Linked DNA regions of Homo sapiens: region 1 is linked to region 2. The links are chromatin loops, found by intact Hi-C in ENCODE. Cell type or tissue: PC-3. All regions are shown on one strand. Each heading gives the region's core, and the rest is flanking DNA. Links, peaks and the distances in the headings are about the cores only.

The links. Hi-C counts contacts between places; a loop is a spot of excess contacts. Peaks named below come from ENCODE experiments on the same cell type or tissue, not always from the same donor. Only the 100,000 strongest peaks of a DNase experiment are listed, where the experiment ranks them.
Region 1: a loop joins it to region 2, with 4 times the contacts of the local background. A loop is called at or near these places in 3 of 110 quality-filtered maps.

The regions. Positions count from the first base shown.
Region 1 is chr15:100,717,135-100,729,113 of GRCh38, forward strand. All of the region lies in intron 1 of LOC105371024 (a long non-coding RNA gene), which reads left to right. Among named protein-coding and RNA genes, the nearest start is that of ASB7, 120 kb to the left of the region's middle. RefSeq lists an enhancer at 4,665-5,864. In PC-3, for the core only: no CTCF peak of the experiment used is centred there; DNase peaks (open chromatin) are centred at 4,007, 4,867, 5,137 and 6,317; H3K4me3 peaks cover 924 bases; H3K27ac peaks cover 6,619 bases.
Region 2 is chr15:100,621,659-100,633,637 of GRCh38, forward strand. It overlaps ASB7 (ankyrin repeat and SOCS box containing 7), which reads left to right. Exons shown (of 6, transcript NM_198243.3): 5 at 7,779-8,384. Among named protein-coding and RNA genes, the nearest start is that of ASB7, 25 kb to the left of the region's middle. RefSeq lists an enhancer at 10,412-10,911. In PC-3, for the core only: CTCF peaks have their summits at 6,336 (motif pointing right) and 6,537; a DNase peak (open chromatin) is centred at 6,323; H3K27ac peaks cover 3,165 bases.

The DNA of each region.
Region 1 (11,979 bases), core at 1,344-9,343, 95 kb after region 2:
CCAGGACTTTAGATCCCATAAGCAATGGGGTCAGGTGGAGGGCATATATGGTTTCAGTGACGTGAGCACAATGGTGATTAGGCAAATCATTAGCGGGTGAATTAGTGCTTAGCACGTAGTATGTGAATGAGCGAGTGAATGAATGAATGAATGAGTGAACTGATGCATTCATCAGAGCTCTTTGAGTTGTGAGTAAAATAATCCCTACTCAAACTGGTTTAAATAAAAATAAAGGTGGGGGGATTATTGGCCCCCATAACTGAAAGGTGCAGAAATAAGTGGATTTAGTGGCTCAAATAATGTCATCAAGACCCCCTCCCTCCCAGCTGGAGAGCGTCACATTTCCAGTAACTCCCAAGTCCTAAAATTTGGTCTTTTTGGCCTGGCTTGGGTCCTGTTCCCAAGGAAATGGAATAGGTTGTTTGGCTATACTTGAGTTGTCTTCCTGCTGTCAAGTAGCTGGGGGTACGGTCACCTTGGGCTAAGACAGGTGGAGAGTGGAGGAAGGTGAGTTGTCCATGGGGAAACCAGGAGCTATTGACAGGGGAGGAGGTGTTCTGGGAAAGCATGGATGCCAGCTCTGCATTGCAATGGGCACGCAGCTGGAGGCCACAAGGCCAGAGAGGTGCTGAAGGCTTGGATGAGCTTGGAGCTGGGGATGACAGCTTACTGAGCCACAAGGACTTTCCTGTCAAGTTATCTTGTAAAAGGCCAAAAGGTTTGAGATCAGACTGACCCAGGTTTTAGGGGTGGAGCCTCAAGGGTATCTTCTTGGTGGCAGGCCTGAAAGAAGGACTGGAGAAGGCTCAAGAATAAATGTGTGTACTTGTTTCATTGAGCTTTCCCCAGAGGGAAGAGGGAATGGACTAACAGCTCCATTTTGGTCCTGTTCCATGACAGACACCTCCTAGACTGCCAAGTGAGAGTGCCAAGGGGGCAGCTAGAATAAGAGTACGGGTGGTGAGGCAAGGTCTGGAGACATCCTGTTGGCATCCTCAGAGTACAGAAGGTATGTAAAAGCCATGAGGCTGAATGCGATCCTCTGAAAAGAGAGATGAGGAGGAGAAGGGACCCAGGGCCAAGGCAGCGCGCTGCAGTGTTGAACGTTGGTCAGACAGGGCGAGGCATGGGTGGAAAGTGCAGTTGCAGGAAGCTGAGTGGGTGACAGGCCTAGGAAGTCGGGAGGGGAAGGTATTAAAAAAGGAGGAGTGGACGGACGACTGTGACCAACGCCGATAGGGAGAAAAAAGTGTCTACTGGATTTGTGAACAAGGAAACATTGGTGGCCCTAATAAGGGAGCTTCCACGGAGCTAGGGGACAATAGTCAGGCTGGAGAGAGTTGAAGAGGTATGGATCGTGGAGGTGGGGAAATGGAGGCAGCGTGTAGACAGCCATTTTGGAGACCCTCTGTCGTGAAGGAGGGCAGAGAATGAGATGAAGAAATGGGGCGGAGGGTGTGGTTTTTTCAGGTAGAAGGTGCTGGAATCTGCATGTCCAAGGATGATCCAGTGTACAGGCTGAAGGCTATGGTGAGAGAGGGGAAGGGCCAGAGGGGCAGGCGCAGGATGCCACGAGATGAGGGCTGGGGTAGGAGAGCAGGTCACAGTTCCCAGGACTCAGACGTGCTTCCATGGGATGCAGGAAGTGAAGGGAGGTCCCTTCACTTCTAGTGTTTCACGCAGGAACCAGGAGGTGAGGGCAGCCCTGTGGGTGGACCAGGGGAGGAGACAGCATGAGATGGCCTCAGAGAGCAGAAAAGTCAACTCCAAGGAAGGGATTCGGGACCCTGAGCAATGCTGAGTGCCCCTGAGTCATGTTCTAATGGATGGAGGCAGAACCAGTCGTCCTGGTTGGGAGATTTTCTCTGGCAACAACAGCTATGTGGAGAAGGCAAATGGCTGCGTCCATTCAAGATTAGGGTCAGTCATGGGGGTATAGTACTCACAGTGCCAGGGTGGGCAGGTCAGTCATGGGGGTATAGTACTCACAGTGCCAGGGTGGGCAGGTCAGTCATGGGGGTATAGTACTCACAGTGCCAGGGTGGGCAGGTCAGTCATGGGGGTGTAGTACTCACAGTGCCAGGGTGGGCAGGTCAGTCATGGGGGTGTAGTACTCACAGTGCCAGGGTGGGCAGGTCAGTCATGGGGGTATAGTACTCACAGTGCCAGGGTGGGCAGGTCAGTCATGGGGGTGTAGTACTCACAGTGCCAGGGTGGGCAGGTCAGTCATGGGGGTGTAGTACTCACAGTGCCAGGGTGGGCAGGTCAGTCATGGGGGTATAGTACTCACAGTGCCAGGGTGGGCAGGTCAGTCATGGGGGTGTAGTACTCACAGTGCCAGGGTGGGCAGGTCAGTCATGGGGGTGTAGTACTCACAGTGCCAGGGTGGGCAGGTCAGTCATGGGGGTGTAGTAATCACAGTGCCAGGGTGGGCAGGTCAGTCATGGGGGTATAGTACTCACAGTGCCAGGGTGGGCAGGTCAGTCATGGGGGTATAGTACTCACAGTGCCAGGGTGGGCAGGTCAGTCATGGGGGTATAGTACTCACAGTGCCAGGGTGGGCAGGTCAGTCATGGGGGTATAGTACTCACAGTGCCAGGGTGGGCAGGTCAGTCATGGGGGTATAGTACTCACAGTGCCAGGGTGGGCAGGTCAGTCATGGGGGTATAGTACTCACAGTGCCAGGGTGGGCAGGTCAGTCATGGGGGTGTAGTACTCACAGTGCCAGGGTGGGCAGGTCAGTCATGGGGGTGTAGTACTCACAGTGCCAGGGTGGGCAGGTCAGTCATGGGGGTATAGTACTCACAGTGCCAGGGTGGGCAGGTCAGTCATGGGGGTATAGTACTCACAGTGCCAGGGTGGGCAGGTCAGTCATGGGGGTATAGTACTCACAGTGCCAGGGTGGGCAGGTCAGTCATGGGGGTGTAGTACTCACAGTGCCAGGGTGGGCAGGTCAGTCATGGGGGTATAGTACTCACAGTGCCAGGGTGGGCAGGTCAGTCATGGGGGTGTAGTACTCACAGTGCCAGGGTGGGCAGGTCAGTCATGGGGGTATAGTACTCACAGTGCCAGGGTGGGCAGGTCAGTCATGGGGGTGTAGTACTCACAGTGCCAGGGTGGGCAGGTCAGTCATGGGGGTATAGTACTCACAGTGCCAGGGTGGGGAGGTCAGTCATGGGGGTGTAGTACTCACAGTGCCAGGGTGGGGAGGGAGGTAAGGGTTACGATGATGGAGGAGGGTGTAAAGAAAGGGAGGGAGAAGGTGCTGAGGGTGGGGATGGGAGGACTGGGGAGAAAGTGGATTGCAGCCATGGGGACATTGAGTGGGTGAGCTGGGAGGACCCTGTGTGGCAGCCACAGAGGGGATACTGGAGATGGAGACCTTGGATGTGGGGAAGCTACTGGCAACAGCAGGGTGAGACCATGGGAGTGTTGGGGGCGGGGAGGAGGAGGACAGCTCAGGCGCTGGGGAGGTCAGGACCTGGCTCGCCATTGAGAGAGACAGTCTGCCATGTGGTGACAAGAGACGAAGCCAATGAGCAGCTCAAGTCTGCCCCGAAATGAAGGTTGATGGACCACAGCAGCGGGGAGAGGAAGCCAGTGGCCAGGAGGAATAGAGAGGTGTAGAAGCAGCCGTGGGACACTCCCAGCTTCCAACCCACCCCCAACTTTCTTACACCAGCAACCCTTCCCCTCCTTGAGAGGCTGCAGGGGAAGTGGGGCCCTCAGGGGAGGGGGCAGCCAGGTTCCCGCACAAGGAAGATTTAGAGAAGAGGTGGAGGAGATAGGAGAGTTCCAGAGAGCCTGGTGACGGGTTTGGGGTGGGGAGGGAATGAATGGGGAGTCAGGTCACATTAAGGAACAAATGAATGAGCTGCCAGTGAATGAACCGCAGCAGTGCCACGCTGGTTAACTGGGAAGAGGAAATGTCAGTGCTGTCATGCTGTACGCATTCCACACCATTGTTCATTGTTGCTATGCTGGTGCCAGCAGGGCGGTGGGCAGATGGGTCTTGTGTGTGTGTGTGTGTGTGTGTGTGTGTGTGTGTGGCGTGATGTGCCTCACCGGTGTACATTTCAGTTCTTGGTAATCCTGTTTTGAGTCTCACAGAATCTATTTCCTCAAGCCGTTTGTATCCTTATTTATGTAAGTGACTAATTCTTTCATGGGTAGAGCCAAGCTTTCTGTCTCAGTTACATAGAGATACTGAGACAAATTACTCATGAACATTCCAGAAAAGATGAGTATCTACAAATTATTGAGACAGTTTCAATATGTAAATAGTATTGTTGAATACGATTTCTCACAGTTATCCAAGTTAGATTGGATACGGTAAGTGGGTAATTCCAAGCTAGTTATCCCCTTTACACATGGCATAGTGCCCCATCGTTGGGTCTTCCCAGCCTGCCATGTCCACGTGGCCGGGATGCTCCCAGGAGCTGCTGGGGAAAGGAGGGCGGGCTGCAGGCTGTGTCTTGAAGGCTGAGAATTTAACGCCGCTGCCCTCGATGTGCCATAGCTTGTTGGTAGAGCAGTGTCCATTTGAAGGGAGGTAGCTCCTGAATTTACTTTATTTTTGCAATACCCTTCTGAGGAGCTAATTGGCCCTAATAAACCTTGCAGAACATAAGCCCTGCCCAAATGGGGAGAACCACCTGCTGTCAAGAGTCAGCCAGCTGCAGTATCAGCCCCTGAAGAGGACGAGCTAGCAGTGCTGATGTCAGGGAACTTTCCACTCCTCAAACCGACAGGAACAGGACCGTGAGCACAAAACGTGAACACGGACCAGAACGAGTTGGCATGCAGGACTAGGTTGCCTTGACGACTCTGAGTTCTGACAGGGAAATACAATGAGTTTTATGTGGACAGAGTTCCACGGTCTATTGCAAAATCAATGTGCTGTTTGAATGAATCATCACTTCCAACCATTGGTCATTGGTGTCTGAATCTTGATTGCAGATGAAGCACTGAGTCATGACTGTAAAATGCCACAGTATTTATGAAAACCAAGAAGGTTTTTTATTTATCCTGACTAGCTAAATCAAGGTAGGTCATCCTAATAATACTTGTCCACACAAGTGGCAACCCCTTGCCAAAGAAATGCAAACAGAAGCCTGGGATGTTTCCAGCTCTCCTTAACTTCCTTCCCCGACCTCCCTGACACCAGCCAATGGGTCCTTTAAGAAGTGTGAGAGAGCCAGTAGATGGTAGGCCCCCGCTTCAAACTCGCCATCTTGTCCCTTGATCCAGTGACTATACCTGGAATTTGGCCTCTAAGCGAGTGTTTCTTTTTGCACTTGGACTTCTTGAGAGATTACTCATTACTCAGGAGATAACACCAAAGCATTCTCAAAACCAATCTTTGGAACTGGCTTCCAGGATTATACATGCAGGATTAGTCATACAGAAAATCCTTAAAGATAGCAAATTTGGGTCCTTTGAGAGTGTATTTGGTTTGTGAAAACAAAGCCATTGGTAACCAAGCCAAAAGCAAACATGTGATTCTAACCCATGAATTCAGAATTTTTCAGGCAGCTGACCCTAAAGACACTTTTTTCAAACAGGTGACTCCTTTTCATTAATTCATTAATCAGTTGTTGAGATAGTGAAAGAAAAAAGAAACTGAAAGAAATCATCATTACCAGAAATACTTGGGTTCAAATTCTAGCTCTAAAACTTCTTAGCTGTGTAACTTTGGGCAAGTCACTTAACCCGTCTGGGCCATATCTGAAAATTTTCCCTAAGGGAAAAAAAAAACTAAGGTTATTGCTCTTCCTTTTTGCTGCTTCTCCTCCTCTGAGTTGAGGCTCCTTTCCTGATGGAACATTGCCTTCATTCCCCTCTTCTCCCTCTACCCAGGGGTGTATTGGTAAATTGGAACTCTGGGGAAAAAAGTCACAAAGCCCTGATCTGTGGCTTTTGCCAATTTCTGTGGTGTACATACTTCCACCATGGCTGACTTTAATTTCCCAACAGTTAAACAACAGGTTCACGAAGTTCTTAAATATTTAACAGCTGGGCCCTGTGGACCATGGGTGCTGGCTGCAGCATGTCACACTGCCTCTACCCTCTCCCCTTTCTCCTTTTTACTTTCCTGAGAGCATGGTGGATGTCGTCTGATATAATTTCCATCCATGTCTCTGCTTTTTATATTTAACCAGCTTCCAAAAATAGTTTCCTTACTTCCATTAGTTCTTAACCAGGGAGTGTGCTGGAATTCAGGTGGTCTGGTCACTGCCTCTCATCTTCCCGAATTCTTCTTGGCCATATCACCAGCAGGAATTTTCAAAGGGGACACAGCGCTCTTTGTTTTTTAAAGGGCTGTGCCAATTTGCCTTTGGGTTTCCTCATTCTATCAGAGTAGAGTGCTGATCTAGTACCTGTATAATTCTCCTTGGCAGAAGTGCTCAGGGCTTTTTTTTTTCTTTTCCTCATCTAATCGCATTCCACTTCTAACAGCCTGGATGAGTTGTGCAAACCCAAGAAATAAAGAAAAGAACAGGCAGTTCTGATATCGTCACAGGGCCACTTAATGACATGGGCATCAGAAGGAGAGAGTACCATCCACAGACATTCTCAAAGCAATGCGCCTGACGCATCAGAAGATCCTCCTTGTGGGGCCAGACTTAGGCATCAAAAACATCCATGTATTATGATCTCACTCTTGTGAGAAGGACCTCTCAGCACCCAAAGGTCAATAGTGATATTTACTGGGCACCTACTATGTCACAGACTATTTCATTTCGGCTCCCCCATAGCCCTAGGCAGGTGGAATCATTATTCTTGTTTTCTAGTGAGGGTATGTCACATGCCCAGGATTGGCAAAAGAGTGGGGCAATTGTCCTGCTCATAAGTCTTGGTGGGAGTGTATAAGTTAACATAATCCTCCAAAAGGCAATTTTGCCCTACATCTCAAAGTCTTAAAAATCTTCATCATGGCTGGGCATGGTGGCTCATGCCTGTAATCCCAGCACTTTGGGAGGCCAAGGCAGGTGGATCACTTAAGGTCAGGAGTTTAAGACCAGCCTGGTCAATGTGGTGAAACCTCATCTCTACGAAAAATACAAAAATTAGCTGGGTGTGGTGGCAGGCACCTGTAATCCCAGCTACTCAGGAGGCTGAGGCAGGAGAATCGCTTGAGTTCGGGAGGCGGAGGTTGCAGTGAGCCGAGATAGTGCCACTGCACTCCAGCCTGGGCAATAGAGTGAGACTCCATCTCAAAAAAAAAAAAATATTTATCATGTCACTTAATTGTGTTAGCCAGGATAAGCTCACTTCTGTAACAAACAACCCTCAAATCCTAGTGACAGAAGAAAGCAGGGGTTGGCAAACTCTCTGTATGGACTGGGGGGAAATACTTTTAGGCTTTGCAGGCCATACGGTCTTGCAACTCTCACCGCTGCTGTTGTCCTGTGAAAGCAGCCACAGATGGGATGTAAATGAACTGGCGTGACTGTGCTCCAATCAAACTTTATGTAAGGGCACTGAAATTTGAATTTCATATAATTTTCCTGTGTCACAAAATCCTATTCTTTAAATCCTTTTTTAAAACATAAAACCTGGCCGGGCGCGGTGGCTCACGCCTGTAATCCCAGCACTTTGGGAGGCTGAGGCGGGTGGATCACGATGTCAGGAATTCAAGACCAGCCTGATGAACATGATGAAACCCCGTCTCTACTAAAAATACAAAAATTATCCAAGCGTGGTGGCGCAGGCCTGAAATCCCAGCTACTTGGGAGGCTGAGGCAGGAGAATCGCTTGAACCTGGGAGGTGGAGGTTGCAGTGAGCTGAGATCGGGCCTCTGCACTCCAGCCTGGGCAACAGAGCAAGACTTTGTCTCAAAAAAAACAAAACAAACAAAAACAAACAAACAAAAAAACCCATAAAACCCATTTTGAGCTCACATACAAAAGTCCATACAAAAACAGGCAGGCGGCTGGATTTGGCCTGCAGTCTGCAGTTGGCTGACCCCTGGCTTAAAGCACTGGAATTTTCTTTTCACTGATGCAGTGGTCCCACATGGGGGATCCTGGCTGGGCTGGAAGGCTCTCCCAGGTGGCTCTTATTCAGTGGCAACCCAGGGAAGGGACCCGCGGTGCTTCTGTCCTGTGCCCTGCCCTCTCTAGTCCTCAGGGGCTTCCCTATTCAGCAGGCAGATGGAGAGAGGTCATGGAGTCTTGTGTGGGAGGTTTTCATGGATGGTTTGGAGGTGGCTCCCGTCATTTTCCCCACATTCCTTTGTTGGAAGTCAGACATGCAGCTGCTCTGAACTGAACAAGAGATGGGAAACAGAGTGTAGCAGTGTGCACAGGGAGACCCCGGAGCAGTGTGTTCACTGACCAAAGACCATGCCATGTTCACATGTATTTCCACGCTGTAGCATGACTACAAAGGTACAGGCGGGAAGCTAAGCTGGCCTGGAGGGACTTTGCAACAATGGCTGAGCCTGAGTGAATCACATGGACCTGAGCCCTGGGTGCCCCTCCACCTGTTCTTGGGCCTGGATCCTCAAGGTCATCACTGCAGTGCGTGGTACCATGCAGTGAACTCTGTAGAACGTTTCGGCCTCTTCTGTTGCACCTTGGGGACATAGCCACAGAGGCCAAGGCCACAGGTGGGCTGGAGACACTCCAGTGGCACAGGGCTGACCCCTTTGGACTGAGTAAACCCAGAGCTCCTGAAGTTTTGGGTTAAGGGGAATGGGATCGGGGGTGTGGGGAGCTGCTAACAGGGGCAAGTGGAGCCCCTGCTGAAGCAGCCATGCCTGGAGGCTGCCCCACAAGAACAGACAAGCTGCTTTCCACCAGCTTCTGTCAAGGGATGCTTGCAGAAGGAAGAGAAGCCAGGAGGGGCCAGAGGCAGCCTGGGACTCATGGTTGTTCCTAAAAGGGACATGAAACTTGACCTCCTAAATGAGGCCAGCCCAGAATGGATCAGAGGTCACAGATTTCTTGAAAGCAATCAGAGGGAAGTAGCCTATACCTGGTTCCATTTGGGCACTGTGGCCTCCCAGGCCTCCTGCGGACTCTAAGCTTGGGAAGTAGGCAGAGGGCAGGGTGGTCTATGTGGTCACTCCTCATGGCGTGGACCACCAGCCAGCCCCACCGCATCACCAGGACCCGCATGTAACCCTCCGGGGATGCCTGCTGCAGATGGGGCCCAGCTCGTGATACACTTGGGAGAGATTCATGGTTTACCAGGCCCCATGGGTGTTTTCAGGGGCTGGGTTGGGGTGGGGGTGGGTGGTGAGCAGTGAGAGAATACTCTCTCTCTAGGCGATGCCAGAACTTCCTTACAGGGAATACAGGAGCCTTAGGGATAGCAGGGCTCCAGTTTCCCAGCCCTCACTGACTCACCATGGGGCTCAGACAATTTGCTGAAACTCCTTACGTCTCAGTTTGCTCGTCGGTGGAATGCGGGCAGAAATGCCTCACTAGTGCACTGTGCATGTGCCCTGCCCACATATGCCCACCCTGAGTCCAACACACACTGGGCCTGCCCTAGTATGCATGGGCCTGCCGGGTGGCTGCCAAGGGTCAGGGCCTTGCAGGACACTCGAGATCCTGGGCTTGGGGCTGCAGTCTGGAATGCGGAGGAGGGCTGTGGTCCCCCAGGCTTCCTGGGGACTCTGAGCCTGGGGGAGAGTAGGAGGGTCTCTATGCTCCCTCCTCACTGCGTGGAGCAGCGGCTTTGCTGGGCTTCCTTCTACCATCCCCATTACCCTGATTTCATTCTTATCCCATTCCTTTCCTCCTGGGAAGGCCTGGAATGATGATATGTCCCAGTGCCATAGAGTAGCACGGATACCAGCACACACACAGAGTACTCGGCATGAACCCGGCTCTGTTCCACTGACGCTCACTTGTGGCACCCTCCCAGCATCCAATAAGGAACATACTGTGACTGCTGCCATTTTAAAGACGAGAAAAGCGAAGCACCTGAGAATGTCTCTTTTGACATCTAAAGAAACCAAGTAGAGAGAGATGAATGGACTCCCCCAAGGTCACACTGTGATAGCAAGAACAAGAATATTCTACCATTGAATGTAGGGCCTATTGTGTTATGGATTATGGAAAATTATATCTAATTTTCAAAACAACCCTGTGTCAGGGGCATTGTTCTCATTTTCTCAGTGGGGACACTGAGTCCCCACGGGGACTCGTGGTCAAGGACACACAACTGTAGATGGTGTGACCGGGATGACTCAGTCCTCACTCTGCAGCCACCGTTCCTAGCTGCTTCCGGGTGCTAAATATGCCAAGCCTGATTCTCTGTTTTCCAAGGGTGTCAGGGGACCAGGGCCAGGGCTGCCCTGGAAACTATACCCACCCCGGGGCTCCTTTGTCTCCCTCCAGCCCTGCCTGTTGCAGAGTTCAAAGCCCTCGCGTGGCTTCTGTGGACCTGCCCTGACGGCTCTCCCCTCGGAAGGAGAACCTGATTATCCCGGTGTTTCACAATGGAGATACCAAGTGCTTGACTTGCCCGCCCTCCCACGCTTCTGCTCCTCCGGGGCAGGCAGGAGAGTCTCAGCTCCCCGCTGCTCCCACTGCGGGGAAGACCAGCGTACTTCCAGAGTTTCCCAACTTCCCGGGATATCAGAGAGGGGTGGATGCAGGTGGCTTTGGAGGATTTTATTTACTAACTGCGTTTAAATTCATATGCCAGTGAGCACGGCCTGCTGGAATCTGAAGGCGTTTGGACGAGTTACATTCCTCCCTGGACCTCAGTCTCCCGTTTCATTCATAAAGAGAGAATGACATCTGACACGTAGGAGTAACAGGGTGTGCCTGGCAGGGGAGGTCAAGGGGATGGGAACACACTTAAATATCGACATGTGTAGAGGAGGGGGAAATGACTTCCTTCCACCCCGCTAAGTTTTTGGCTGGGATACAAATTAAGTTGACATAACACAGATAAACAAGAGAAAACCATTTTAATTACACATATATGCATGAGAATTCTACAAAATACAAGACTTCAGTAAGGGTCAGAGAATTGAACCTTATATACTGAGCTACAGAACAGAGGCTTGGGACTTCCAGGGTCGGGGGATGGAGGTGGCAACACAGGTTGATGGTAGGATGAGGGAAGGAAATGTATGGTGAATAAAGGTTGTCTTGTTATGCAGATAAAAAGTCCCTCAGGTCATAAAAGTTATCTGGGAGCAACCCTCTTCCTGATAGAGATACTTCACTAAGCTAATGTAGATTTCCTTTATAGATGAAAAATTTCTTTTACAAAAGGACGGCTTTTTCAGAGCTACTAGCTAGTCCTAGTGCAGACACCTTCTTGAATAACTAGACCAAAATACGCCAAGAAGTGTATTTGGAGGTGGCACATTTTGGTCTCCTATGGTCATGTTTTGCGGTGGTGTGTCCTGAGCCCCATCAAATGCATCATGTGACCTTGACGTTTTCAGGCCCCCTGCCCCAGTCCAGACCCTTCCCACCAGCCTTGCTGGAATGGAGCTCTGAGGCTGGGCTCCCGGAGACATGGCTGTAACCAGATTGGAGACCAAAAGCTGGAGGCGAGCCCTCCGACCCAGCCTACCTTTTGGGGGCTTCACACAGTGACTGCCAGGCCCTCCCATGAGGAGAGGAGTCCTCCCTCTGTGGAAGGTGCCACCACTGTGCCTTGCTGGTGCTTGCTTTGTGATAGGCAGGTGTGGAATTCCCAGCACAAGCCCTACGTGGGCCAGGAAAATCTCCCCAGTGGGGCTTCGAACTGAGAAGGGAAGTGTGCTCCAAGAAGTCTGTGGTCACCAGCCAAGCCCTCTAGGTGAGCCCCGAGGGAGCCTGCCCTTCCTCAGCTGCAGCCAGACTGACTGCATCCTCCAGCAGGACGCCAGATAGCTCTCAAGGGAACCACCCAGATGGCTTCCCTTCCTGTCGGGCTCCCAATCCCCACCAGATGATGTCCTCATTCACCAAGTCTCGGGGTCTGCAGCAAACACGTGCAACAGGTGTGAGCTGAGGAGC
Region 2 (11,979 bases), core at 1,479-9,478:
AAGGAGCTATATTGAAACAGTTTCTGTATACTTCTAGAATCCAGTAATCCCAAAGTAAAAACAAGAATGAAATAATAAACAGAATAATTGAAATCAGTGGAATTGAAAATGGGCAAATGATAGAGAAGATAGATGGAACTAAAAAACAAATAAGGATTCTTTGAAAAGATCAATAAAATTGATGAATCTTTGTCTAGAATGGTGAAAAAAAGAAAACAGGAGAAAAGATACATAACCAATATCAAGAGTGGAAGAGAGATTCTCTGTAGTATTGGAAATCCTAGCCAGAGCAGTCAAGCAAGAGAAAGGAATAAAAGGCATTCAAATTGGAAAAGAGAAAGTCAAATTGTTCCTCTTTGCTGATGATATGATCTTATATTTAGAAAAACCTAAAGACTTTACCCAAAAAACTCTTAGATTGGATAAATCAGTACAGTTGTAGGATACAAAATCAACATACAAAAATCAGTAGCATTTCTATATACCAGTAATGAAACAGGCAAAAAAAGAAATCATGAAGGTATCTCATTTATAATAGCTACAAAAAGAAAAAAGAAAAAAAACCCAACAACCTAGGAATAAATTTAACCAAGAAGATGAGAGATCTCTACAAGGAAAACTACAAAGCACTGATGAAACAAATCGAAGAGGACACAAACAAATGGAAAGACATCCCATGCTCATGGATTGGAAGAATTAATATTGTTAAAATGACTCTTCTATCCAAGGCAATTGGTAGATTCAATGCAACTGCTATCAAAACACCAACATCAGTTTTTCAAAGTTAGAAAAAACAATCCTAAAATTCATATGGAACCAAAAAAGAGCCCAAATAGCTGAAGCAATCCTGAGCAAAAGGGACAAAGCTGGAGGCATCACACTACCGGACTTCAAAATATACTACAAGGCTCTAGTAACCAAAACAGCATGGTATTGACCTAAAAACAGACACAGACCAATGGAACAGAGAATCCAGAAATCTACGTATTTTTAGTAAACTGATTTTCGACAAAGATAACAAGAACATACTTTGAGGAAAGGACACCCTCTTCAGGCTGGGAAAACTGGATATCCATGTGCAGAAGAATAAAACCAGACCCCTGTCTCTCACCATATGCAAAACAACATAAGATGGATTAAAAACATAAACATAAGACCTGGAACGTCACATCTACTGGAAGAAAACAGGAAAAACACTTCAGGACATTGCTTTAGGCAGAGATTTTATGGCTAAGACCTCAGAAACACAGACAACTAAAACATAGGCAAATGGGACTATATTTTAGAAACTGAAAAACCTTTATACAGCAAAAGAAACAATTAATAGAATGAAGAGACAGCCTGTTGAATGGGAGAAAATATTTGCAAACTGGCATCTGACAAGGGACATTGTAATATCCAGAATATACAAGGAACTCAACAGTAAAAACAACAAATAATCCCATTAAAAAGTGGGCAGGTCAGGCGTGGTGGCTCACACCTGTAATCCCAGCACTTTGGGAGGCTGAGGTGGGTGGATCACCTGAGGCCAGGAGTTCAAGACCAGCTTGGCCAACATGGTAAAACCCCATCTCTACTAAAAATACAAAAATTAGCTGGGCCCACGTGGTGGTGGATGCCTGTAATCCCAGCTACTTGGGAGGCTGAGGCAGGAGAATCGCTTGAACCTGGGAGGCAGAGGTTGCAGGTAGCCGAGATCATGCCACTGCACTGCAGCCTGGGCAACAAGAGCGAAATTACATCTCAAAAAAACAAAAGTGAGCAAAGGACACAAATAGACATTTCTCGAAAGAAGACATGCAGATGTCCAGCAGGCATGTGAAAAATTGCTCAACATCATTAATCATCAGGGAAATGCAAATCAAAACCACAATGAGATATCTTATCCCAGTTGTAATGGCTACTGTTAAAAAGACAAAAAATAACAGATGCCAGCAAAGAGGCAGAGAAAAGAAAACTCTTAATACGGTGTTGGTGGGACTGTCAATTAGTATAACCACTGTGGAAAACTGGACATTTCTCAAATAAACTAAAAATAGAAATACTATGTAATCCAGCAGTCAAAGAAAACTCTTAATACGGCATCGGTGGGACTGTAAATTAGTACAACCTCTGTGGAAAACTGGACATTTCTCAAATAAACTAAAAATAGAAATACTATATAATCCAGCAGTCCCACTACTGAGTATCCAAAAGAAAAGAAATCAGTATATCAAAGGAATACCTGCACTTGTGTGTTTATTACAGCACTATTCACAATAGCAAAGATTTGGAATCAACCTAAGTGTCCATTGTGGTATATATACACACAATAGAATACAATTTGGCCATAAAAAATGAGATCATTTGCAGCCACATAGATGACGAGGTCATCATGTGAGGTGAAATAAGTCAAGCACAGAAAGACAAATATCATGTTCTCACTCATGTGGAAGCTAAAAAAAGTTGGCCTCTCGATAGTAGAGAATAGAAGATAGAAAACAGAGGCTGGGAAGGGTATGTTGGTGGTAGGAGGAGATAAAGAGAGGTTGGTTAATGGGTTCCATTTGTTAGAAGAAAGAAGTTCTGACGTTCAATAGCAGAATAGGGTGACTATAGTTAACAACAATGTATTATGTATCTCAGAGTAGCTGCAAGAGAAGACTTGAAATGTTCTCAGCTCATAGAAGTGATAAATGCTCAAGGTGATGATGGATAACGCAGATACCCTGACTTGATCGTTACACATTCTGTGCATGTAATAGATACTCACATATACCCAGTAAACATGTAAAATATCACATACCAATAAAAAATTTAAAAAGAGTGGAAGGGATATGTCACTACAGATCCTCTAGACATCAAAAAGATTAGGAGTATAATGGGCACCTTTGTGCCATTAGGAAAAATGGACAGATTTCCTGATGCACAAAACTGATGCTAAAACTGACCCAAGGAAAAAATAGATTAATAGCCTTATATCAATTTAAGAAGTCTAGCTCATAACTAAAACTTTTCACTGAGAAGACTTTAGGTCCAGCTGGCTTCTCATTGAATTATTTCAGATATTAAAGGACGTAAATAAGGATTCTACACAAATTTTTTGACAGAGGAGGGAACACTTCCAAGCTTGTTGTATGAGGCTTGTGTAGCCCTGATACAGACCAAACAAAGACCTTGGAAGAAAACTATAAGCCAATATTTTTCATGACAATAGATACCAAAATTCCTAACGAAATATTGGCAAATCCAGTCTATTGGTGTATAAAAAAAAATATTATGCCCAAGTAGTATTTACTCCAGGAGTACAATATTTGTTTAACATCTGAAAATCAATAGGCTGAGTAATTTGTCACATTAGAATAAAACATAAATACCTAACAATCATTTCAGTAGATTCAGAAAATGGAACAGTCTTAAATACCTTCATGAGAAAGATGGGAAACCAGAAGCAGAAGGTGATTTCCAAAGCAATGAAAAGCTACAGCTTCCCGGGTGGTGAACTACTGAATTCTTTCCTTTTAAGATCAGGAACCAAGGGAAGGGTCTGTGCTTTTGCCACTTTATTCAGCATCCTACTGTATGTTCTAACCAGTGGAATGAGGGCAGAGCAGTAATCAAGGGTCATGAATTGGAAAGAAAGAAGTCAAACTGTATTTGCAGAGAACATAATTGTGCATGTAGACCCTGGCAAGAAAACTACAAATGTGTTCTAGAACTAAAAGTGATTTTGGGTAGGTTATAGAATACACAAGTCAGTGTATAAAAATCAATTTTATTTCTATCAGCAGTCATCATTTGGAAAATGGAATTTTAGCTCATTATAATAGCAACAAAGTTTAAAATATTTAATAATAAATTTAACAAAAGATATGCATGACGTATATAAGCTATAAAACATTGCTGAAGAGAATTAAGACCTATATAGAGAACTATCCCATGTTTATGGTTTGGAAGAATCAATATTGTTTGGATCATTTTGGAGAGATTGCCATCCTTAGAGTCAGTGGCGTTCTAATCAGAATTCCAGCAGGCTTGTTTGAGGACTTGACAAGCTGATTCTAAAATTTATTATCCCAAATATTAATAATTTTAAAGAAGGCTAGAGAACTTAAGCTACCTGCTATTAAAACTTACTATAAGCTACAGTAGTCAAGACAGTGTGGGATTGGTGTATGGAGAGACTTTTAGGTCAATGGAACAAAACAGAATTAAGAAATAGAGCGACACTTTTATGGTAAATTGATTTTCAGCAGTGACACTAGGGTAAATCATTAAGAGTCCTTTTAACAAATTGTGCTGGAACAAGTAGATATCTTTGTGGGGAGTACTGAACCTTGAACTTACGTTATACCACACAGAAAAATTAATTATGGGCTATTGATCTAAATGTGAGAGTTAAAAGTGCAAAATTCCTAGAAGAAAAAAAATCTTTGTGACAATGCATTGAGCAAAGATTTTTAAAATAGGATACAAAACTACAAACTGTAAAATAAATAATGGGCTTCATCAAAATTAAGAGTTTTGCTCTTCAAAACATAATACAGAAAATGAAAAAGCACGCAACAAACTAGGAGAAAATATTTACAAGACACATCTGACAAAAGGCTTGTATCCAGAATATACACAGAATTTGTACAACTCATTAATGAGGAGACAACCAATAAAAATGGATAAAGGAGGTGAACAGACAATTCACAAAACAGTATATGAATACGTTCAGTATAACTAGTTATTAGGGAAATAGAAATTAAAAGCACAATAAGCCACGATTTTACCTCTCTAGAATGAGTGAAATTAAAATGACTAATGATACCAAGATGTAGAACAATCTGAACTCATCCATTGCTGATGAGAATGTAAGATGGTGTAGCCATTTAAAAAGGAACTTAGGAAAGTTTCATGTGCATTTCACATACGACCCAGCAAGTCTCTCGTGGGTATTGAACCCAAGTGAGATGAAAACACTCTGTCCCCCTCTCCTTCTCTCTCTGTCTCTCTCTCTCTCTGTCTGTCTCTCTCTCATATATTAATTCATGATAGTGTTATTCAAATAGGCTCAAATTGGTAAGAACTGAAATGCCCATCTTCTCATCAATTGATTAAAAAAACTATATAGTATACAGTACTATCCAGCAATACAAAAGAGTGAACTGTCGATACAACATGGAAGTATGGCGGAAACATCATGCAAAGTGAAGTAAGTCAAACACAGAAGTCTACATATGATTCTATTAATATGAATTTCCAGAAATGACAAAACTTTTTTGACCAGTGGTTTGCCTGGGACCCAGAGTCTGGGAAGGGCTAAAGAGAGATGAAGGAACTTTTTGAGATGATGGAATGTTCTATATTTTAAATAGGGTGGTGGGTTATATACTCGTATACAGTTATCAAAGCTCATCATCTGTACCCTTAAAGTGAATGCATTTTACCTCAATAAAGCTGTTAGAAAAAAAAAAATCCCCTCATATTCATAGGTAATGTTTCTTTGCTTCTGTTTATATACATTAAATTTTTTTCTCGTAAATTTAAATGAACTTGTTGAGATTATGCTACAGCTTATTTAAAATAAGTTCCACCTGGGGAGAAAATGTTTGCTAAGGGGACAAAGTAATAAGTTCAGTGGGGTTGCTGTTTTAGATGAAATGTTTAGGGAAGGCTTTTCTTTTTTTGATAAAAGGACATTTGAGTGGATACAGAGTGACATGAGTTCACTTAATGTTTTCACGTCTTGTCCATTTCTTACTGAATTTCTGTCTAGGCGTTTTGTAGTTTATGTTGCTATTACAAATGAGATATTTTTCTTACCTTATTTCATGGGCTAATAATCTTTAAATTACATTTGTTTGCATTTTCATTGCTTCTAATCTCCCATTTGATTTTAACAGAGACTATGCAGGTCATTGTTGTGTGTGTTAATCTCTGTTTTTCCTTAGCTCAGTGTAGCTTCAAAATGTACATAGAACCTGAAAGAGACCTGAAATGGAAACCAAAGATGCAAGTGCAGTGTTTTGTAACATAATTTTAATTTTACTGTCAAATAGAACGAGTATAGGATACAAATAAGGATGGTGGCTGAAGGGTGGGAGAAGTGAAAAGAAGGTATTCTTAAATTTCACTTGCAGATTAAGAGGGAATGTCTGCCAGCAGTTGACTGGCCAGGTATAGATTAGAAATGACCTCTGGCAAGATGTTTTGTTTCATTTGAATGGGAGGGCATCTTGTAGATTTCACGCCTGACTTTGAACTTCTGGTAAGCGATGCACCTGGAACCGGCTTGAGTGACTTAAGGGCTCAGCAGTATCTGCCCGGTGGAAACATTAGTGTCATGCTCATGCCTTACCAGCAGATGGCAGCAAAATGCTGTGTTAAAATGTTCTTACCCTACTTAAATTTAAGTCCTGTGGTAAACAGATACTGTATATTTTTCTTTCAGTTAAGACCAAGGTAGATATAATGCCCTTATTTCCCCTAAATAGATACAACTAATACTACCATTGTGTACTGACACTTTACAGTAAATGTTTTTAGAAATCTACATGATATGGCTTACCTAAAAACATCTTATTTTGTATAGGTTTTGTTAGCAACTCCTTCACTGAAATACTTTCCACAGTATTGTTATTTTACATATAGTTTTCTGCCTCAGATTTTTCTAAGAGAACCATTTGTCATAATATGTTCTAGACCTAAATAACGTTTATTAAACAATACGTGAGTTTTCACTCACCTGTGGAGGCTGTGTGTGTGTATGTATGTGTAGGTGTGTGTGTAAAACATTAATGATTTTTTTCTTTTATTAACAAGCCAAAAATTAAGGTGACTTTTACAAGAGAGCATTTTCATCCTGGGTAGTTAGGTCTGATCAATTGATCTTTTACATGGAATTGCTGACTTCTAGGAGGTGCCCGGCATAACCAGTCCTCGTCCGTCTTCTGCCCCCAGCCAGGGATGCCATGGGGTGAACGCCATCAAGAACCAACCTTTGGCTTAATGAAAGATCTGAGGCCAGTGACAAAAGACTGTGACTTGAGTCACATAGCAGATAAATTATTATAGTTGTTTTTCCTTCCCCAGAGATCAGTCAATTAGGAGAGGTTTTTGGAACTGTTTTAGAAAATATTTTTACAATGCTGAGGTTATTCACATAATGCATTGCTTAATTCTTATAAACTCCAAAGTTCGTGTAAAACTAAGAATTCAGAATAGACTTCTATCTTGTGAAAAAACAATTTGTCAAGATTACTTGACATATATCTGAGATGCTTTGGAATTTTTACAGACCACAGAAAAACTTTTTTTTATTACTTAATATACCCTAAAACAACACGGTGTGCCAGAGCATAGTGTATCTGTAATTTAGAGCAGCAGATGTTGCTACACATGCTTCTCTTTAAGACCGAGAAGAAGCACAAGAGAAAATAAAACAAAAAGTTCAAAACAGAAGAGAAACATGAAACAGTGCAGAGATGAAGGAGTTGAGTAGCCAGAGGCAGTTGGTTAAATTAGCAAAGACAGGGGATGTGGTGATCTGTACTCCGTGTTTTTTGTGTATATCTTTTTAAACACTTTGTCTTTCTCCTTTCATTAACCCAGACGTGATAACATTCTACAAAATTTATTTTCCATTAAAACCAGACTTGAATTAAACTGAGGAAAAACGTACTTGATATTCATTACAGTGTTTGGTTGCTTCACATTTTATATGAGAATTGGCCACAGTTTGCTGTGCCATGGTAATGTTTGTTGTTTTGTCTTGGAGTCTGCTAATACTTTCATTTTGGTTTTAACTCCAGCTGATCCTACAGTTAAAGACTTAATCGGAGGCTTCACGGCTCTTCACTATGCAGCCATGCATGGCCGGGCCCGCATTGCACGCTTGATGTTAGAATCTGAATACAGGAGCGACATCATTAATGCAAAAAGCAATGACGGCTGGACTCCCCTCCATGTGGCTGCCCACTACGGCAGGGACTCATTTGTCCGGCTCCTCCTGGAGTTCAAGGCTGAGGTTGACCCACTCAGTGATAAAGGTACCACACCGCTTCAGCTCGCCATTATCCGAGAGAGGTCAAGCTGTGTGAAAATCCTCCTGGACCACAATGCCAACATCGACATTCAGAATGGTTTCCTGTTGCGATACGCCGTGATCAAAAGCAATCACTCTTATTGCCGAATGTTCCTTCAGAGAGGGGCAGACACAAACTTGGGTCGCTTAGAAGACGGACAGACTCCTTTACACTTATCTGCCCTTAGGGATGATGTGCTGTGTGCACGGATGTTATATAATTACGGAGCAGACACGAACACACGGAACTATGAAGGACAGACCCCATTGGCTGTTTCAATAAGTATTTCTGGAAGTAGTCGACCATGTTTGGATTTCTTACAAGAAGTCACAAGTATGTAATATAATTATTACTTTATTGCATTTTTTAAAAATTTGCATCTTCTGAGGAGCTTAATGTGTTTTTGCAACTTAAGATGACTAGATATTAATCATTCCTATAACCACTGCTTGGTAAGCGATGCCTCATTCTTCTGAAATAAAAAAAAAACTTTGACTGTATCACAAGATTTCATAAAAATTCAATTGTGTTTCTAAATGTAATAGGGGTAGACAGTAAGAGTGAGGGAAGGAATGGAGAGAAGGACAGAGAGGAGAATTTTTTTTAAATGAACAAAGATCTGTGTTAGAACAAGGCAATTCCTGTTGGTCATAAGGATAATCTTACCTGGCTTCCATTGACTGCAAGTTGAGGAGTTAGAGGGGGAATTTTGGATCTTAGATTCCTTACCTGTGAAAATATCCTAGAATTTGTGCTTTATTGCTAAGTTGTTCACGTTTTAATTGTGGCTTTTCTGCTTCATGAGAGCCCACATGAAATGGAGCAGTGGTGCTGTGTATTTAGGGATACCACTCGTGGAAGTTAAGGATGCTAGAAATTGTTGTAAGAAAATATTTGCAGTGGGAAGTTTGGCACCACTGTCCCTGGACCACATGGCTTCCATTGTATTTGAACGTTTTTGTGTGGGTGCTTTTTTTAAAGCCTGGAAGTGTCTGGCCCACTTTGTGTAGTAACGCGTGCGTCCTAGTTGTTCCTCTGATGGGGTATCAGCTTGTGTGTACTTAGCCATCCTCTCTTGTCAAGCTTCCACGTGACCAGTTGAATGTGTGTCTCATGCTTAATGTCCACCATGAAGCTAAAATCTGTAAACAAAATGGATTTTGCTGTCTGCTGAACTTTTTAATGAGTTCCTTTTTCCTCACTGGTTTTGAGCCTTCGGTCATTATTATACAAGAGGACATATTAACATCCTGGGTACCAGCTACTAGAGGGCAAGGGCTCTACCTGACCTGCTTGTAAGTAACCCACTCTACCCCTTGGAGCGGGCCTTTGGAGTACACATTTGCTTTATGAAGAAACAAAATGTAATTTGAATTTTGCAGATTCATGGAAGAAAAGATGCAATTATTATCACTAATGTTTTCAGACTAAAGCGTAAGAAAAAATCACACTGCTTAGTCTACTTAGTGCTGGCCAGTACCAGTTTCTGTGATGTTGGAAATGGTCTCTCCTTGCTGTCCAGTATAGTAGCCACTGGTCCCATGTGGCTGCTGAGCACCTATTAATGTGACCGTTGCCACTGAGGAACTGAAATTTCAATTTTATTTAATTGCGATTTAAGTTTAAATGGCCACAAGTGCCTGGTGGTTCCTTTGTTGGTCCACACAGATCTGCCTGCCTTGGGAGAGGTATCTGGGGCTGACTGGTGGGTGTTCCATTGCAGAAAGCTTCTGAGACACACAGAAGTCGCCACAGTTGGGAGACGTGATACCCGCAGTGCTGCAGTCCTGCTTGCCTTGTTGTTGTTCTCTCAACTTCTACATTAGAGACTTAGTTATGATGAGTGTGGCCGCCCTTAGGAAGGCATGTTATATACTCACTTAAATGCCTCAGCCCCCTTTTTTAAAATACTTTGTTCAGTGGTTAATGGCATAGACTAGAGCTAGACTGCAAGAGTTTGAGCCTTAACTCTATCCCATGTTAGCTGTGACCTTGGGCAGGTCGCCTAATCTCTCTGTGCCTTAGTGTCCTCACCTTCAAATTAAGATAATACAGGCTTGTTATGAGGATTAAATGAGTTAATATTTATAATGCACTTAACACTTAAAATGTTCTTGTTCTTTGTAATTGTTTTTCAAGGTGAAGTGTGTAACTAATAAAGTGAGGGGGGATTAACAGCGAGGACTGGCTTGCCACCAACAGAGCAAATCTTTAGATTCATATTCAACTCAAGCCTCCCAGTTTCAACCCTGTATACAACTGTCCAGAGTCTGTACATGGAGGCACGCAGCCACGTGGCCGAGAGGAGCCGCTGGGCAGGACAAGCACGTGGGCGGCTGCCGTGTGTCCCTGAGCCCTCAGAGCTGCCCCTAGCAGTGCTGTTGGACAGCAGGAATGTTGAGTTAAAGACTCACATGCACTTTAAAATTTGAGCAGATAGAAATGTCAGTGGGGACTGCCTCTGTCTGTGCTTAGGTTCTCCACTGTACGAGGAGCAGAGCTGTGCGCCTAGGAGGTCCTCAGTAGTCCTGGCAGTCTGGCTGACTGCGCACAGCGAGGGGTGGGGACTGAGGAAGCACAGGCTGCTTTCCTGAGTGCAGGGTCCTCCGTCTGTTAAGGCTCCAGTTGTCCTTTGTCTTCAGGTGCCTCAACATAATTTAGTATTTCTTGACTCTCCAGTGGTGTTTCCTGCCAAAAGCAAATTTGGTGTTTCTGCTTCACCTGTGTGTTCTTTGGCTCTAAATAGGTTTTCTTTTCCTGGTGAACAATATGGGCTAGAAGGAGCAGCTGTGGCTGATGCTCTGGACTGAGCTTTCTCATGAAAAGCAGCTTGAAAGAAGGTTGGTTGGTTCAGGGAGCACTAAATCAAAGCTGAGAGCTTCTTCTAGCCCGCGTGCTGTGGGCACCGCAGCCCCAGGCATCATGCTGTTGGCTTATGATTGGAGATCGCAGACTGCCGAGGTATAAGGACAGCAGAGGGGCCACATGGTGGTCTTCATTCAGGGACATTTTACTCTTCATCACACTGTTTTGCCTAGAAACAGATTATTTAAATTGGAAGAGACCAAAAAAATTATAATACCAGAATTTAAAAACTCCTCTGGCCTTTTGGAAAAATTGCCGTAAAAACTCTGATCTATATAGTGCAAAAAAAAAAAAAAAACAGAGCGCACCCGTGGCTTGGTAATAAACTAACATCTGCTTGTGACTTGTTAGTGCTGAGTAGGGGGAGAGGCCATGAAGAGCTGCTGTTGCTGTTCCCTACAGCCAGCCCGCTGTCCAGCATTCAGACCTCAGAACCTCCCCCTTCCAGGACGTCAGGAGCGCAGCAGGGCCCATCCATGGAGGAGCCACTTCTCTGTGCCCAGGAATGATAAACACAGCTAAGAGGAGCCATAGCACCTGCCTGAATAATGAGCGCCACCTGTGGGAGGAAAGCTGCGTCCTGCTTAGTTGGCAGTGTTTATAAGAAGCCAGTTTTTGGTTTTTTACTTGTAGCCAAAAAAAAAAAAAAAAGAATGGAATGAATAAATTAAAGAGAGAACAGTGAAGGTGTGACCGATGTCAAGTAGAAATGGTAGTGACGGCTGGGCGCAGTGGCTCATGCCTGTAATCCTAGCACTTTGGGAGGCTGAGGCGGGTGGGTCACCTGAGGTCAGGAGTTTGAGGCCAGCCTGGCCAACGTGGTGAAACCCCATCTCTACTAAAAATACAAAAATTAGCCGGGCATGGTGGCACATGCCTGTAATCCCAGTTACTTGGAAGGCTGAGGCAGGAGAATCGCTTGAACCCAGGAGGCAGAGGTTGCAGTGAGCCAAGATTGTGCTACTGCACTCCGGCCTGGGTGACAAGAGTGAAACTCTCTCAAGAAAAAAAAGAGGAAAGAGAGGAAAGGAAAGGGGAAAGGGAAAGAAAGGAAGAAAGGAAG